Linked DNA regions of Homo sapiens: region 1 is linked to region 2. Evidence: read pairs that join two places in POLR2A ChIA-PET (ENCODE). Cell type or tissue: PC-3. All regions are shown on one strand. Each heading gives the region's core, and the rest is flanking DNA. Links, peaks and the distances in the headings are about the cores only.

The links. Peaks named below come from ENCODE experiments on the same cell type or tissue, not always from the same donor. Only the 100,000 strongest peaks of a DNase experiment are listed, where the experiment ranks them.
Region 1: POLR2A ChIA-PET joins it to region 2 with 17 read pairs; 2 of 35 experiments call an interaction of 5 or more read pairs at or near these places.

The regions. Positions count from the first base shown.
Region 1 is chr15:63,106,551-63,115,297 of GRCh38, reverse strand. LOC107984798 (a long non-coding RNA gene) reads left to right here. Exons shown (of 2, transcript XR_001751584.1): 2 at 1,142-1,487. Among named protein-coding and RNA genes, the nearest start is that of LACTB, 11 kb to the left of the region's middle. In PC-3, for the core only: no CTCF peak of the experiment used is centred there; a DNase peak (open chromatin) is centred at 7,007.
Region 2 is chr15:63,387,762-63,396,508 of GRCh38, reverse strand. LINC02568 (long intergenic non-protein coding RNA 2568) reads right to left here and starts at 6,279. Exons shown (of 7, transcript NR_120375.1): 1 at 6,248-6,279; 2 at 1,598-1,658; 3 at 828-908. In PC-3, for the core only: no CTCF peak of the experiment used is centred there; no DNase peak of the experiment used is centred there.

The sequences.
Region 1 (8,747 bases), core at 289-8,288, 280 kb after region 2:
GGGCAATAGGGCAAGATTCCATCTCAAAAAAAAAAAAAAAAAAAAAAAATGTTAAAGGGAAAACAAAAACCCATCACCTCCTAAAATTAGAATGTTTGTCCAGCAAGGTCGTAGGATACATGATAAGCATAAAATATCAATTATGTTTCTATGTACTCGCAATAAACTTATGGAAAAGTTTAATTAAAAAAATAAAGATGGCCAGGCGTGGTGGCTCATACCTGTAATCCTAGCACTTTGGGAGTCCAAGGCAGGCAGATTGCTTGAGCTCAGGAGTTCAAGATCAGCCTGCGTAACATGGTGAAACCCCGTCTCTACAAAAAATGCAAAAATTAGCTGGGTGTGGTGGTGTGTGCCTGTGGTCCCAGCTACTCGAGAGGCTGAAATGGGAGGATCACTTGAGCCCAGGAGGCTGAGGCTGCAATGAGACAATATTGCATCACTGCACTCCAGCCTGGGTGACAAAGTGAGACCCTGTCTCAAAAAAAAAAAAAAAAAGGTGGAATATGAACCAGGATGAATATTCTGAAACTCAAATATAACCATATCTAACTCCTGTTCAAAATGCTTTAAAGCTTAACCAATAAGAGAAAGTCCAGACTCCTATGGTTGGACATGTGGTAGGATAACCTACTGAGAAAAAAATGGGTTTTGTTTTTTCAGAATCAGGTTCACCACAAAGGAATGAACTTCATTTCCTCTTCTGCCAAGAAGGAGGCCAGGCCTCTGACCCTGGAAGGTCTGGGTTTTTCATACCCCCAAAAGGGCAGTTAACAACTGTAACTGGTTGTTTGAGAGGTCCCAATCCACCGAAGTATAAACAACGAAGGTTTTGTTTTTCCCAGTAATTGCTACCTGCTTTGCTTGGCCAAATCCCTCCCCACCAGGGTAGAGGGGAACTTTAGTGATAACTCCATCTGGTCCAACACCTTTTCCGTCACATGAAGCTATCAAAACAGTGTAATTTCAAGTGAATATTTGGTTGCTTCAGGTACTATTTCCCCTGCCAAGTCCAGTTCAATGGCCTCTCTCTAGGAGCTGACCAGGGTGCCATTTAAAGCCGCAGGGAGGTCCCGGCTGAAGCGGGTAGGTGGTGCCATCAGGAATTTACTTTCCTAGTCTGTCTCCCTTCGCTTGGCAGCAGGTGTGTGAAGCAGGCCTCACCAGTCAGAGGTGCACATTTTCAGAAGCTGGCAATGCCATTGACGGTGTTGGATGAGACATGCAGCTCTCTGGGCAGTAAGTGGCAGGGGTTCTCACAGTGTGGCAGGGCTGCCCCACTGTACCCACCACTGTATCAGGCGCAAGGCCGCTGTCAACAGCCCAGCTTCTAGGAGCACCCGAATCTTAAAAGACTCCATTCGTGTGTCCTTTACACTTGCAATCCTGGCATAATTAGAAATAACTCCACTTTCCCTCTCAAATGAGGAGATAAAATATGTAGCCATCCCACCCCATATGTTTTAATAAATTCATTTTCTATTTAACTGGCCAGAGTGGTCTTTGAATTTACAGCTAAGAACGTGCCTGATACAAAAGGCTTCTCAGAATCAGGCTCCTCCCTCCTACTCCATCTCTATCCCACCTGTGATTCGATCTCAGTTCTATTAAAATAGATGGCTGTTTAATGTCTCCAGGCCATTGGACGGGCTTTTCTTTCTTCCTGGAACGTTTTTTCCCCCAGCGTCCACCTGGAAAACACTGTCTTCCTCCCTCTTTGTGCCCTGCATTCCTCTATTGTCACACTTAGCCCCATGTTACAATTGTACTAGACTTTTTGGGTTTGTTCTTTTGAGATTTCTCTGCCAATGATTTGTGAGTTCCCTCAGATTAGAGACTTAGTTTCCTCCAGGGTTAGACCAATGCCAGTCACAGGAAAAGTTTCAACAAACATGTATTGAAAACTTTATATGAATCAGTGTAAAACTGCACTTTTTATAGAAAAATGGTGAAATCAATTGGTTATGATTACTGATTTAGAGAGTAGCTTTAGCAGTCTGCTAAGTTGAATTCTCTGATGGTTTTCATTTGTAGATCTTGAGTTTTAGCTGGAGAGAACCAACCCTATCAGGGGTCTGGAAAATGGAATTCAAGTCAGGAGTGGACCTTAAGTTGGACTAAGCCATGTCACACCAATAGGGAGACAAATGGTGACAGCTCACTATTATTATTAGACTGCTATGTCACTGCTATGTGCTGGCTGCCTTATATACCTTCTTTTTTTTTTTCTTTTTGTTTTGAGATGAAATCTTGCTGTGTCACCCAGGCTGGAGTGCAGTGAAACAATCTCGGCTCACTGCAACCTCCACCTCCCAGGTTCAAGCAATTCTCTGCCTCAGCCTCCTGAGTAGCTGGGATTACAGGCACCCACCAACCCGCCCCGCTAATTTTTGTATTTTTAATAAAGACAGGGTTTCACCACCTTGGCCAGGCTGGTCTTGAACTCCTGACCTCGTGATCCACCTGCCTTGGCCTCCAAAAGTGCTGGGATTACAGGCGTGAGCCACCGCGCCCGACCTAGTAACAGTTTAAAGGATAAAGCAGGCGAGCACTAGGGACAAGAGGCAAGGATTTCAGGCCCTGCTCTACCACCAATGAGGTGGGCTCACTTCAGGCTAATTATTTTCCTTCTGAATCTCAGAATCTGTATCTGTAAACCAGCATGCACTCTGAGGTCCCTTTCAGCCACATGGTACAAAAATTCTAAACCTCCCAGCAAGAGGTTCACTATAGAAGATGATACTGGATAAGACCAAAAAGAAAGAAAGAAAGAAAAAAAACTTTCCTAATAGTGGAAGTTGGAACAGGCTCAGCATTGTTTTTGGAAAGAGAAGTTATTTCTGGAAGTTTCTCAAGCGTCTCTCTGTTCTTGATGGAACTCAACACAAGCACTCTGCATCTAGTAGGCCCTCCATAACTATTTCTTACTAATGAACAGCATCTAGGGTGTCAGAGTTGGATCTTCAGGGCTGGGTACATCTAATAACCTCCTCTCCCAGCGTTTCACCCCGCCTGTGATAAACAAGTGTTTGATACGGTGACCCTCTTGTTTTCTAGACTCTTTTAGTTAGATTTCTCTGTGGGATGTTTTCAAACATTCTCAGGTAATAATAACAAGACCATAATGATAACCCAGAGGTGGTTGTAACTTTTATGTGGTTAGCTGGGAGAAAGAATTAGAGGTTTTAATGGTGATGAAAAATTTTTCTTGAACCTGATCAGCCTTTGACAAATGCAGACTGGAGCTTTAACAGTTGCAAAATGGAGATAGTGATGCAGGATGTTTAAAGATAGAGTAGAAGGCATAGACCAGAGAGAGCAGCTGTTAGTTTGCTGAGGAAATGGTCTCCCTTCTCGTCACAAACCATTTCATTATCTATGTGTATATCAAAGCATCATGTTATATGCCTTAAATATATATGATAAAATCTTTTTAAAAATTCATTTATCTGTTTGCAAATTGGAGGAGCTTGACACTAGGATGCAGTTAGGTCAGAACAATGCAATAGGTATGTTGAGCTCATGACTGGTCAAGGAATAGGCAAGGCCAGAGGGAAGCTGTGACCAGGGAGGCAGGTAGCCAAAGTGACACTCCTCAGATGTGGCAGCTGTCCCTCCCACTTCCCCATGTCAGCCCTTCCAGCTGCCAGTGCCTGCCTGAGGACTCTGGTGCTGGAGGCTGTCTTGCCCATGAGTGCAGCAGGCAGGAAGTGTTGGGGAGTAATTGCTGCCCCCTTCAAAAAAATAAAGACTGGTGGGAGTAGGTGTAAAATGCCTCAGCACTCTTGTCCTTCTGGGATAACTGTCTCTGAGTTCCCTGAGGGGATCAAGCTTCAGCCACATGGGTAACTTGCATGATCTCGCATCCTTCATTGTCTCCTTCCTTTCCCTGTCTCACATCTTCAGTGGTGTTTCCTAGGATCATCTCCCACAAACTACCTGAGCTGGAATCCTTGTCTCAGGTTCTACTTGTGGGGAGACCCCAACTAAGACAGCAGGCCACTAGGAATATGATGGGTAAAGTCACTGACTTGTAGCCAGGGGACTAACAGAACACAGGGCCGCCATGGGGCTTATAACACGGAAGAGGAAGTAGCTGAAGTGTCCAGTATACAAAGAGATGAGCACGGTGAGACTCATGGCTGTGCGCAGGAAGGGGCAAGCTTGATTGGAAGACTACCGTAGTCCTGACCCTGTGTTTGGGATTAGGTACATATTGTCTCTATCAATCCTTACAGAACTATACACTAGAGATGTCACCTCCATTTCACAGGTTGAAGGAAGTTAAATAACTCATTTATGATCACACGGCTCGTAGAGAGGGGATGTGAACCAGGCCTCCCTGGTACCAAAGTCTATGCTATATTCCCAAGAGCTCACCTAACAGCCCACACATCATGAGTGATCAGTGACCAGTCGGTGTGGTTTTCATGAGGAAGAGCCAGCAGTTCCTCAGGCCAGGCCAGGCTTCCCAGGGTGGAAGGACCTTAGAGAGGTTGAGGTCAGCCACATGGGGACTCAGCTTAGCAGATCCAGAAACTTGATTTGGCAACCCCCTAGCAGTAATCTGGCCTGGGGCACTGAATGACAGCCACCAGACTCTCCAGAGACTCATGAATGATCTGGGTACTGATCTGTTGATCAGATATTTATGTTTGTTAGTGTATTAGTTTTCTGTTGCTGATGTAACAAATGACCACAAACCTAGTAGCTTCAAACAATATACATTTATTATCTTACAGTTCTGGCAGTCAGAAGTCTAAAATCAGTTTCACTGGTCTAAAATGAAGGTGTGGGCAAGGCTGCATTCCTTCTGAAAGCTCTAGGGGAGAATCAATTTCATTGCCTTTTCCAGATTCTAGAGACCACCCTAATTCCTTGGCCCCTTCATCTGCCTTCAAAGCCAGCAGCATAGCGGCTTCCAGCCTGACTCTGACTCCTTCTTGTTACATTTGATGCATCTGGACGATCCCGGAGAATCTCCTCATTTCAAGGTTCTTAGTTTAATCACAGCCACAAAGTCCCTTTTGCCACATAAAGAAATGTATTCACAGGTTCCAGGGATGAAATATGGACATCTTGAGGGAGCCATTACTCAGCCTATCTCCTTCGGTCAGTTTTTTTATCTTCCCACAGCAGGATCATAGTTAAGCCAGCCTATGAGCAAAGGCTGCTGAGGAACCTGAAACCAGAGTACAGGGATGTGTACAATCTCCATGGACAGGTCATCAGCTGGCTGCAAATCAGCTGGGCCCCAGTCTGCCATCCAATCAACAAGGAGTGGAAACTTCTGACACTCAGGCTTCCCTTCTTGTAGACACTGTAGCCTTTTATCAGACGGACTCCAGTGCTGATTGTCAGGTCCTGCTCTACTTACTCCCAACTCTCCATCTCTGATACAATTACAAGTCATCTTTTATGGTTGCTTGATGGGACCTGTCCCATCCTGGGTTCCTGTTAATCATGCCCATCCATTAACGTCTCTGACAGATTGTGTTACAAACCAGTACCCAGTGACAGCATTTGATCCAGTGTTCTCCAGGACCTCACAGCTCCCTGCCCTTCTCTCCCTACCTCTCTGACTTTTGGCCGCACATCCCAGGTTCCAAAGTCTGCTCTGCCCTTCCCCTGTCTTTTTGATAACTTGTTAGGACTTTCCTTTCTGGATTCTGTGCAGAAATAATCTCATCCATTATGTACTGAGCTTTATTAGTAACCTTGTCTCAAAATTTGGGGAATACCTCCTTCATGGTGACTTTTTTTTTTTTTTAAAAACTGATTCTCAATTTTCTGTGTTAGTCAATTTCTACGTTTCTGAAAATCATTCTATAAACATTCTGCAAGAAACTGTTTATGTGCCAGGCTTTGGGTAAGGCTCAGAGAGCCTAGAGGCCAGTGGAGAAAATGAATTTTTTTTAATCAAATCATCACATTCACGTATATGTAATTATAAATGAAGATTAATTGCTCTTAAGGACAGAAACATGGTTAATGAAAATTTAACACAGACCTGCCCCAGATTGGGGGTCCTCAAGGGAAACTTCCCTATAGAAGTGCCATTTGAACTGTGATCATCGGATAGGTGACAGGGAGAAGTCAGGGAGCTGGGAGGTGACTGTGGCTGCAGGCAGAGACAGACAGATGGGGAGGAAAGGTCAAGGGGGATTGTATAGGCAGGCAGGGGGCAAGGCGGGGGTTTTGAGTTTTAGCCTAAGAGCAAAGATTTTCAGCAAGGAGAGAGTGGGGATGGCATCACGTGTGCTGAAACCATCTTCCTGATTGTAGCGTGGTGAACAGCTTTTATGGGGAAGGAGGAGAGGACAGGAGGGCAGTTAGGAGCTCCTTTTGGTAACAGAGGTGAGACATGAAGGCGACCTGGCTGGGGTAGTAGCAATGGAGAAGCAGCAGAGTGGTTGGTTTCTCAGAGTAGTTTGGCAGTAAAAATCTAACAGGAGATGGTGACAGTTTGAATATGAGGCAAGAGGTGGAAAGTTTCGAAGATGGAACCAAACTTCACAGCATATATAAGTTACTATTAACTAGTCTGATTTTTTTTTTTTTTTTGGGACAGTGTCTCTCTCCGTCGCCCAGGCTGGAGTGCAGTGGTGTGATCTCAGCTCACTGCAACCTCTGCCTCCCGGTTCAAGCAATTCTCATGCCTCAGCCTCCCAAGTAGCTGGGACTACAGGCATGGACCACCATGCCCAGCTAATTTTTGTATTTTTAGTAGAGACGGAGTTTCGCCATGTTTGCCAGGCTGGTCTTGAACTCCTGACCTCAAGTGATCCACCCTCCTGGCCTCCTAAATTGCTGGGATTACAGGCGTGAGCCACCGTGCCTGGTCTGCAATGAAACATTATTAAAAGGAGGAAATGATAGCTCTTGTGTATTTTGTGACAGGCCTAATGAAAATAGCTGCCTTCAGTGTGAGGGGGTTGCTCCATCCTTGTGAACCGCAGACATGACTATGTTGGTGGCTTCTGGGAGAAGTTTACATATCTAAGTTCAAGTTCGTAGGTGGCCAACATGGTTGATGCTTTTATCGTCAGAATTCCCCTAACATTCTTTGCGGTGGGGAGAGGGACTATCTCTAAAACCAAACCACCATCCTGAGGGAGCCTTAGACTGAGAGGCTTACTTATGGACACTCACATTTGGAGAATTCTGGGAATCCAACCCCAAGAATGCTGGCCCCTTTCCCCACTTGTGACGGACGGTCTTTTGAACCTCAGGATTTGGCAGTCTGTCAAACCAAATAACTCTGGGTGCAAAAGTCAATGCAGTCCAGAACAATATCTGCCTCGTTGCTACAGGCTGGATGTCTCTAACAGGCATGTCTTGGAATCCTTGCCCTTTTTCCCTTTTCACTTAGAACAGATGCACTGGTATAAGAACCTGCATGAACACTTTTTTCCCCAACATTATTTTTTTATATTTTATTTCATTTTATTTTGAGACGGAGTCTCACTCTCTCACCCAGGCTGGAGTTCAGTGGCACGATCTGGGCTCACTGCAACCTCTGCCTCCCGGGTTCAAGCGATTCTCATGCCTCAGCCTCCTAAATAGCTGGGATCACAGGCATGCACCACCACGCTCAGCTAATTTTTATATTTTTAGTAGAGACGGGGTTTCACCATGTTGGCCAGGTTGGTCTCGAACTCCTGACCTCAAGTGATACTGCCGCCGCCTTGGCCTCCTAAAGTGCTGGGATTACAGGTCTGAACCACCGCGCCTGGCCACAATGTGATTTTTTTTTTTTTTTTAATAACAAGACACTTGGTTGCTTTGTTGAGACAGAATTTCCAGGATTTCACATTTGAGTCTCTGGACCTAAGTATCCTGGTGGCACCACTTGGATATCTTAAAGTCACCTGTGGCTGCAGGTAGTGGCTCAAGCCTGTAATCCCAGCACTTTGGGAGGCCAAGGTAGGTGGCTCACTTGAGGGCAGGAGTTCGAGACCAGCCTGGCCAACATGGCAAAACCCCATCTTAGCCGGGCGTGATGACACATGCCTGTAATCCCAGCAACTTGGTGGCTGGGGCATGAGAATTGCTTGAACCCGGGCGGCAGATATTATAGTGAGCTGAGATTGTGTTACTGCACTCCAGCCTGGGCAATAGAGCAAGACCCTGTCTCAAAAAAAAAAAAAAAAAAAGTCATTTGTTAAAGTGAGTGGACCCCTTTGGAACATTCAGTCAGATTCTGCTACCCAAAGGCTAGAAACCCGGCCTCCCAGCACACAGTGGGGGAGAGGAGTGTGTACCTTAGGATGAGGCTGAAGGATCTTGGACAGGGAGCCTGGCCAGAGTGCTCCAACCTCGCCATTACTTTTGTTCAATTACACATTATGAGAAGTGGAAGAAATGAGAAAAGCAAATTAATGCTTAATCACTGTTAATACCCAACGCACTTCTAAGGAAGGCCCCTGTGCCTCATTGTGGAGATCTACATACGCCTGCACAGTGACCCCAACCACACCTCCGACTTCATCATTAACATCTAGTATTCTCCACTTTGGCTGCACTTTGCATGATGGAGGGGGGTTGAGGGGGTGGGAGTGTTAAAAAACAAAAATCCAGCACTTTGGGAGGCCAAGGCAGGCGGATCGCCTGAGGTCGGGAGTTCGATACCAGCCTGGCCAACATGGTGAAACCCCCATCTCTACTAAAAATACAAAAATCCAGCCGGGCGTGGTGGCATGCACCTGTAATCCCAGCTACTCGGGAAGCTGAGGCATGAGAATCAC
Region 2 (8,747 bases), core at 583-8,582:
TGGCCAGAATAAACAGTAAATTCTCCTGGCAGCATTGAGCTTCCAGGCAAGCATTTTAAGGGAGGCTGGTATCATCCTAGGGACATGGTCTTAAGCTGCTAGAAGCCATGCTAGGGTTTGGTCAAGTCTCTTAGTGCAGGGGTTTGGACAGAGTCATTACGGGCAGAGAGTTCTGCAGTTCGCAGTCACAACCTAGACGTACTTTGTGAAAATAAATATGCATCAGCAATTCCACTCCTAGACATATGCTTCCGAGAAACTCTTACACAGGTCCTAAAGGATCACGGACAAAAACACTCACCTCACTGTAGTACTGGTAGCAGGGAGCTGGGGCATTTGCTAGGGGAATGGATAAGTAAATGCGGTAGGTAGGTTTAAAAACCAAACCACACAAAATAACATATTTTTGTTAAATATAGTGAACTGCAAATTTCTCTTCAAAGAATCAGCACGTCAGTAGTTTCAGCTCTCTTATTCTTTGATTCTCCATTTTAAAGTTTAACTTCCTGGTTCTCTTTGCCCACTTGCTTCTAGTTTAAGTAAACAACTTTCCCCGTAGTCCTAATCAGTAGTTCACATCTGTTCCCCTGGTCACCTGCTCCATCTTGACTCATTGTGGTCATCTTCTTTGACCTGAGTCACCCTTGGTCACCTTCTCTGACCTAAGTCACCTTTGGTTACCTGTTCCTAACTGTCCTTCCTGCCAAACTACTCACTCCGCCACTCTGACTCATACCCCTGCCCCTTTAAAATAGCCAATCAAAATTAGCTTAGACTGTGCGGTCCAACCCTAGCCAACAGGGGAACAACACAGCAGCAGGGCCTACCTGTGTCAGGAATCAGAACTCCTGCCCCTCCCCTGTCCAGGTGTGCTCTCGCCATTGTTCCATCTGTGATGAGCACCCTTTCTGCAGAAAGTAAAAATTGCTTTGCTGAGAGAATTAAATGTATGTTCGAGTGCTATTTCTTTGTGGCACCAGGGAACAAACATTTCTAACATTTTGTAAGTTCACATACATACCCAAGAATACATTATCACAATATCAGAGTGACAGCGTGTGGGAAGAAGGAGAATGGGTATCAGAAATGAAGGTGGGGGGGAAATCAAATAAATAAAACAAGAGCAACTCCTTACACGATGGATAATGAGTGAGCCCCATACTCCACTCACTACAGTTGCAGTCAGAAACAGAGAGAGGGAGAGAAGAGAGGGGAGAGGATGAGAAGGTGGGAAAAACAGAAAGTGTGTCACTCTGGCAGGATGGACAATGACTGAGAGGCTAGGGTGGGAGAGACCAGGGAAGAGGGGATGGGGCAGTGGAGGTGGGAGATGACAGTGGTTGGAAGTAGAGCAGAGGCAGCGGAAATACAAATAATCAATGCTGACTAAGGACCTATCATGTGCTAGGCACCATTAGGTTCTTGCATTCCGTTTGGGGATGGATCCCAGAAGCCCCCTTAAGATGGAAACGCTGATATGGTGAATGTAGGGTGGAGTTCAGGTTGATCCCAAAGGTCCTAATCTGGGCAACTAGGAGGATGATGGTGGCTTTAACTGAACTGAGAAATAAATAAGAAGGGAAATACACAAACTCACATTCATGGCTTGGGATCTCCCAATCCATCACTTTGAAAATCAAGATTCTGAGAAGGCATTCCTATTTAGGAGGAAGAGGAGTGACATTCATTGTGTGGCTAGAATAATTGTTATTTTCATAACAATACCAAGTCTGAGTGCTTATTACAGGTTAGGTAGTGTGCTTAAGATGTTGACACTCATTAGCTCATTCACAACCCTATAAAATAGGTATTGCTATAATCTCTCTTTTTATTGATTAGAAAACTGATCTTAGTGAAGTTAAGTACTTGCCCCAGGTCACAGAGCTTCTGATTCCTTAGCCGTAATATGTATGGATTCCACTCTACAGGCGTAATTTTTATATAATTGTCAAAGTAGTCCATGAATAGACTTATTATCTTCATTGTCTTCATGTATCTCTAGTAAGTGGTAGAGGTGGGATCAAAACCAAAGTTTGTGCTTTTTTTTTTTTTTTTTTGAGATGGAGTCTTGCTGTGTTGCCCAGGCTGGAGTGCAGTGGCACAATCTCAGCTCACTGCAACCTCCGCCTCCTGGGTTCAAGCCTCTGAGTATTCTCCTGTCTCAGCCTCCTGAGTAGCTGGGATTACAGGCACCCACCACCATGCCTGGCTATTTTTTGTATTTTTTAGTAGAGATGGGGTTTCCCCACGTTGGCCAGGCTGGTCTCAAACTCCTGACCTCAGGTGATCTGCTCGCCTCGGTCTTCCAAAGTGCTGGAATTACAGGTGAGAACCACCGTGCCCGGCCTATAGTCTTTTCACAACACACATCTGCATATCTCTCTCAACTATTGCTCAAACTGTCTCTCATGCTGCCCATTCAAACTCTACCTATAGAGGAAAAGAGTCTAAAGAAACATATTAACCAATTGCAATCCATAGACCTTGTTTGGATCCCAGTTCAAACAAATGGTTAACAAAAACACTTAGAGGATAATTGGGAAACATGATATTAAGGAATTATTATTGATTTTTATGTGTGCTGATAACATCATGATTATGTCTAAATAAGGCAGTCCTTTTTAAAGAGAAATATCTATAGGTGAAATACTAACTACAAGGGTTCTCAGAGCAAGGCCCTCAGATCAGCAGCATCAGTATTACCCAGGAACTTGTTAGAATGCAGATTCTCAGGCCAGACCTGCTGAATCAGAAACTCAGTGGGTGGAGCCCAGCAATCCATGTTTTGACAAGCCCTTCAGGGGATTCAAATGCATGCTGAAGTTTGAGAGCCACCACAATAATGTGATGTCTTGAATTTGTTTCAAAATAATCTGGGGAAGGGATGATGGGTATATAGGGATTCATTATGACCATACTGTCTCCTTTTTTTTTTTTTTTTAAAGAGATGGGGTCCCCCTCTGCTGCCCAGGCTGGATTCAAACTCCTGGGCTCAAGCAATCCTCCTGCTCCACCTCCTGAGTATGTATTCTCCACTTTTATATGGGTTGGGAAGTTTTCCACAATAAAAAATTTTCAAAACTCCAAACAGTTTTCTCTGCAGTGCCGCCTAATGGCTCTCTCCTCACTGCTCTTGTCTCTCTTTTTTGCCCGCTCCCCTCCATCTGGAACATTTCCTCCTGGCTTCAGAAATGGCTGCTGTCCTTATTTTGTTTATGTTTATTATTATATTTTGAGATGGAGTCTCGCTCTGTCACCCAGGCTGGAGTGCAGTGGCGCGATCTCGGCTCACTGCAACCTCTTCCTTCCAGATTCAAGTGATTCTCCTGCCTCAGCCTCCCAAGTAGCTGGGACTACAGGTGTATACCACCACACCTGGCTGATTTTTGTATTTTTAGTAGAGACGGGGTTTCACCACGTTGGCCAGGCTGGTCTCAAACTCCTGACCTCAAGTGATTTGCCCACCTCGGCCTCCCAAAGTGCTGGTATAAGCCACCGCACCTAGCCCTTATTCTGTTTATTTGCCTCAAGTTTCTCAAATCTTAGGAGCTCCTTCTCTTCTTGCTCTCTCTCCTTGTCCTCTCTGTAAAAGTCTTTAAATGGCCCTTCTCATATCATTCAGTCACAGTTTCTCGCGTCTCAGCGTTCTTCTTCCTGGCTTCTAGATTCTGTGCACTCTGTGGTTTGCAGAACTTGTTATCCAAGACCTTGTCTTTGCACATGCGCTGAGTGATCTCTCTGCTGCTTTTATTGGCACTATCGACAGTTTCTTTTCTTTCTCTTAGAAAACAAAACATTTACCTCCTTCAATTAAAAAAAAATTTTATGTGATTGTTTTAGTTTGCAACATATCTGCCATTTAAAAAACTCCAAACAATAAAGAAGTGGAACAAGTAAAAATGTCACCTTGTTCCCCAGAACACTCTCTTCATTGCTAACTTCCTAATGCTCTCGCCTATCCCTCCGTGATATCTGAGTTCATTCCTCCTCTGACCTCTGCCTTAGATCCCCCAGGACAGCATGTAGAGTTTGGAACTAAAGATCACAGCCCATTGACTCTTCAGTCTGAGGGATGGAGTAAGTTAAAGGGACAGAAGTAAATAAAATTGAGAAGGCTGGGCACAGTGGCTTATACCTGTAATCCCAGCACTTTCAGAGGCTGAGGTAGGAGATCTCTTGAGCTCAGGAGATCAAGGCTGCGGTGAGGTATGATCATGCCACTGCACTCTACCCTGGGTAACAGAGTGAGATCCTGTCTTAAAAAAAAAAAAAAGAGAAGAGAGCAAAAGAGAGCCAGGAGTGAGTGGGAGGAGGATGGTTGGCAGCTGCTGGAAGTGGGACAAGGAGTTAAATGTCCTTTGTGTCCAGCTCCCACAACTCCCCCACCTTTCCCTTGGTCTTGATCATGGCTTTTGATCTCTTTTGGGAGCTCCAAGGTGCAGAAGCTTCTTCAGAGAGTCTGCTGATGAAGCACTGTTCAGCATGTGGATCTAGAATGAAGCCTCCTTGACCGCCGCTATGGCAGCTTCTGCTCTTGGCTATGGGCTTGGACCCATTCTAGTGGGCTCCCTTCCCCAGCATGTCTGGCCCTGTGGGTATACTCGCCTCCTGTTATTGTCCCCGTTAAGCCATCAAGCCACTGACTTACCAACAGTCTACCTATTGTCATATGTATCTGGATCCTTCAAGTTGGAGCTTTGCTGCTCTTCTAGGAGTTCCCTGAACTTCTAGAGGAAGTCACTTAAGAAATTTGACTCCCTGTTTTAGATCACTAATCTTTCCGGGCTTCATGACTTCTTGGAACTTGTCTTAAGATTTTATCAATGTTAAAATAATTAAGACTATGTAGAAATGTTGGAAAGTGTTTATAATCCAATGTTAGTTTTTAAAAAAGTAGTATATACAATAGGGTATCTTTTCTCCATAGTAACCAGGTATATTTCTTTGCTGACATGGACAAGAAGAAGGGAACATGTAAGAATGAAGAGTCATTATCTGGTAGGTTGGATTATCACTTTTTTTTTTCTTTTAAAAGTTCCCTGTTAATAACTCTTTATAAAAATCACTTGGCTGAGATGTTTCCCTGTTTCAGTTCAATGTTTAAAGTTATGTTTCCAGGCTGAGTGCAGTGGCTCATGCCTGTAATCCCAACACTTTGGGAGGCCGAGGCAGGTGGATCGCTGGGGGCCAGGAGTTCGAGGCTAGAATTTGAGGCCAGCCAGGCCAACATGGCAAAATCCCCATCTCTACTAAAAATACAAAAATTAGCTGGGCGTGATGGCAAGCACCTGTAATCCTAGCTACTTGGGAGGCTGAGGCATGAGAATCAGTTGAACCTGGGAGGCAGAGGTTGCAGTGAGCTGAGATCGTGCCACTACACTCCAGCCTGGGTGACAGAGCCAGACTCAGACTCAAAAAAAAAAAAAAAAAAGTTCTGTTTCCAGTCTTGGCCAGACATGCTTTGCCCAGCATCAGACTCTGGGTGGAATCTTCACAAAAGCACTATGCTGCTCATCGCCCTGGAAGAGGCCACAGAGTTATCTTTCATTTCCCTGCACCTTCCTTCTTGTTGGGACAATTGCAGCAAGTTAGCACTGCTCCTTCCATAACTTTTCTGTGCCCTTTCCCCCAGTTTTTAGCAGTTCCCTTCTGCTGACGGCTAGTTATATAAGACCTATTATGATGGGACTTCTCTCATTCACTGCCTCTGAATTGACTTCTTTCCTACGAACTGGAATATCTCAGGGGTGATATGAACCCAGGGAGCCTTCTTATCACAGACAGGTCTGATTCCCCCACTAAAAACAAACATCTCTACAGTTACAAGCACCAATACACTTTGTAATTATGGACTATGATGTCGTTCCTAAACGTCTCAAAATAATTTTACAAATATTCACTGGGATTAAGTGGCATAATCCCTATCATAAAAATGGAGTTATGGAGGTATTTTTCCTTCTCCACTGTCCTCAGGGGAAACAGAATTTCTAAAGAGAAGCCAAGTTTCTGGGGTTTGAACTTTCTGATTCTTTGAACATTCTTTAAGAACTCCAACTATATCTTGCTATCATTTCTACTTTCCACAAAATCCTGGACAGTAAAGAAAACAGAGACATGTAAGATCAAAAAGTTTTGCATAGCTGTGTCAAAAAACAGAGATGCTAGCATAAATAATCCAGTTTTAATCACAGTAAAAGGAGCCCCAAACTCTTATTTCAAGTGGGGCAGGCATAAAGAAGTAACTCACCAGCTAAGATTTCTTTATGCGTCTCAGCAGTCTTGCCACGCTGTGTCTTCTTGGGGAAGTGTCTCTAGTTTGCTAGCTGAATTGCCGTGGGTGAGAACTATGAAGCCTTGGCTGACTACCTGCTCTGCCGGCCACCAGATACACCTGAGCCCTTTCTCAGTGCTTGAGAGGAAGTTGGATCCCTGCCAGGGCTGGCTTCTGGCCAGAGAGGCAACTCAGATCAATTGGTCTACTGGGAAGCTTGCTGACTTTCACCTGTCCAAGCTACAAAGCCATCAGTGTTAACTGCACTAGGCTTCCAGCCCACTGAGCTCTTTGTCAGGCACTAGAGCCTAAACAAGGTGGCCTGGCTCAGTCTACAGACTCCAGCTGGAAGAGAAGCACAATTGTGCTGCATGCTCCTAGTACCCTACACCCAGTGGAGATGAATGCAAACTAAAATGTAGGCAACTGGGTGTTGCTTGTCAGTTTTGTTTGGAAGCACCTGAAATAAAGGAGTCAGCTCATGAATTCCTGCAATGGTAGAGAGCTTGAGTGCCCAAGCAAGAGGAAATTACCAATAATTTTAATAGTATGTGGCATCTCTGAGCTCAGGAATACCTTCTAGCTACAAAATTCCAGTGATCAGGCATTTCCTGTGGAAAAGAGGTTCTAAGCCTACTTGTTTAGAAGGCTTCAACTTATTTCAGTAATAAGACTGGGTTTGTTATGACCAAAGTTACATTCTATGAGAGGCCAATGTGTGGGGGAAAGGGATATCTGGAAATCTCTACTCGTTCTTCCCTGAGGGTTCATGGAAGTTGATGGAGTTGCCCAAACCAGGGTTGGAACTTTGGGAGAAGCAGCCCCACTTCATCCAGTAAGGATGTTTCCACAGAGGACAAAGATCATTGACATAGTACTCATTATGTGCCGCCGTGCTAAGTTCTTCATATGCCTAGCTGATTAAATGTATTCCTCCCTTTCTCCCTTTGGGGTATACTTACTCTAGGACCCTCATCTCTATTTTTCTCTTTCTCTTCTTCTTTTTTTTTTTTTGAGATGGAGTTTCACTCTTGTTGCCCAGCTTGGAGTGCAATGGTGTGATCTCAGCTCACTGCAGCCTACACCTCCCGGGTTTAAGCAATTCTCCCATCTCAACTTTCTGAGTAGCTGGGATTACAGGCATGCGCCACCACGCCTGGCTAATTTTTGCATTTTTAGTAGAGATGGGGTTTCACCATGTTGGCCATGCTGGTCTCGAACTCCTGACCTCAGGTGATCCGCCCGCCTCAGCTTCCCAAAGTGCTGGGATTACAGGCATGAGCCACCGTGCCTGGCTGGACTCTCATCCCTTTAACCAGGAAGAAATCAAGATTCAAAGAGGTTGAATGACTGGCCCAGAGTCACACAGGGTGGTGAATGGTGGAGTTTCAAAACCCAGGTTCGTATGATGCCAAAGCTCTGCCCCCTATACCATTCTGCCTGCCTGACTCCGAACGGAAGTTGTCAGATTTGATATTAGCACTACTCACGTCAGGCTGGCACTTGTGAGCTTGCTGGAATGTGGCCTGTGAATACACTATGGTTTAGAAGACGGGTAGGAGAGGACAGTGCTTCAGACTGAGAACAAGAAGAACAGGAAGGATATGGACCAAATCCCTGAGGCTAGAGGAGAGTGGGTTCCCCAGCAGGTGTGAAAAATGAGAAGGCTGTGAGAAACCTTAAGCTATTACAGTCTAACTATATCTCCTAAATGTCTGAGTGTCAGCTAACCATGACATTGTGAATAATGCACCTGGAAAGAGGTGACACTATTGCACCAAGGTTTACTTCACGTAAAATGCTAAGTTTCCCCATGCATAGAAATTTGAATTATTATGATGTTTAAATTAATCACACAGAGTGCTTTATAAAAGTCTCAGTGAAGAGCTGTTATTCCCCACTCAACAGAAGTAGGAGCTGAAGGACTCAGGGATCAAGTAACCAGACAAGAGTCATCATGGTAACTGGTGTCAGGTATGCAGTGAGAATTTACAATCCCTTGTTGGAATCCAGTTTTTATTTTCTTAGATTAGTAAACCAAAGCTGAGATCAAACACACTTCCTTTCTTGTGAAGTCCACTCTTAGGAGTGACATCTTATGTACGACAAATGTCGTTATTTATTTCTTCCCAAAGTGCTCTCACATATACGGCCTCATCCCACTGCCAACCCTGTGTGGAGTTAGACATTCTTATTTCGACTTACAGATTAGAAAACAGAAGCAGAAACACGGCAAGGGACTTGCTGACATTCCACTGCTGGCTCCTGGCAGAGTCAGAAGCCTGGCATTCTTTCCTCCAGGTCACACTGTCCTCCAACTGATCCCGCCTGAAACTGAGCAGGGCAGCGAGGGTTCACACAGGGGTTACGCCTCCAAGCCATCACCGTGAAAGGGAAGACGCAGATGTGAATAAAACTACAAAACTGGCTATATTTTAAAACACAGACATTGGTACCCAGATCAATGGGTCTATGT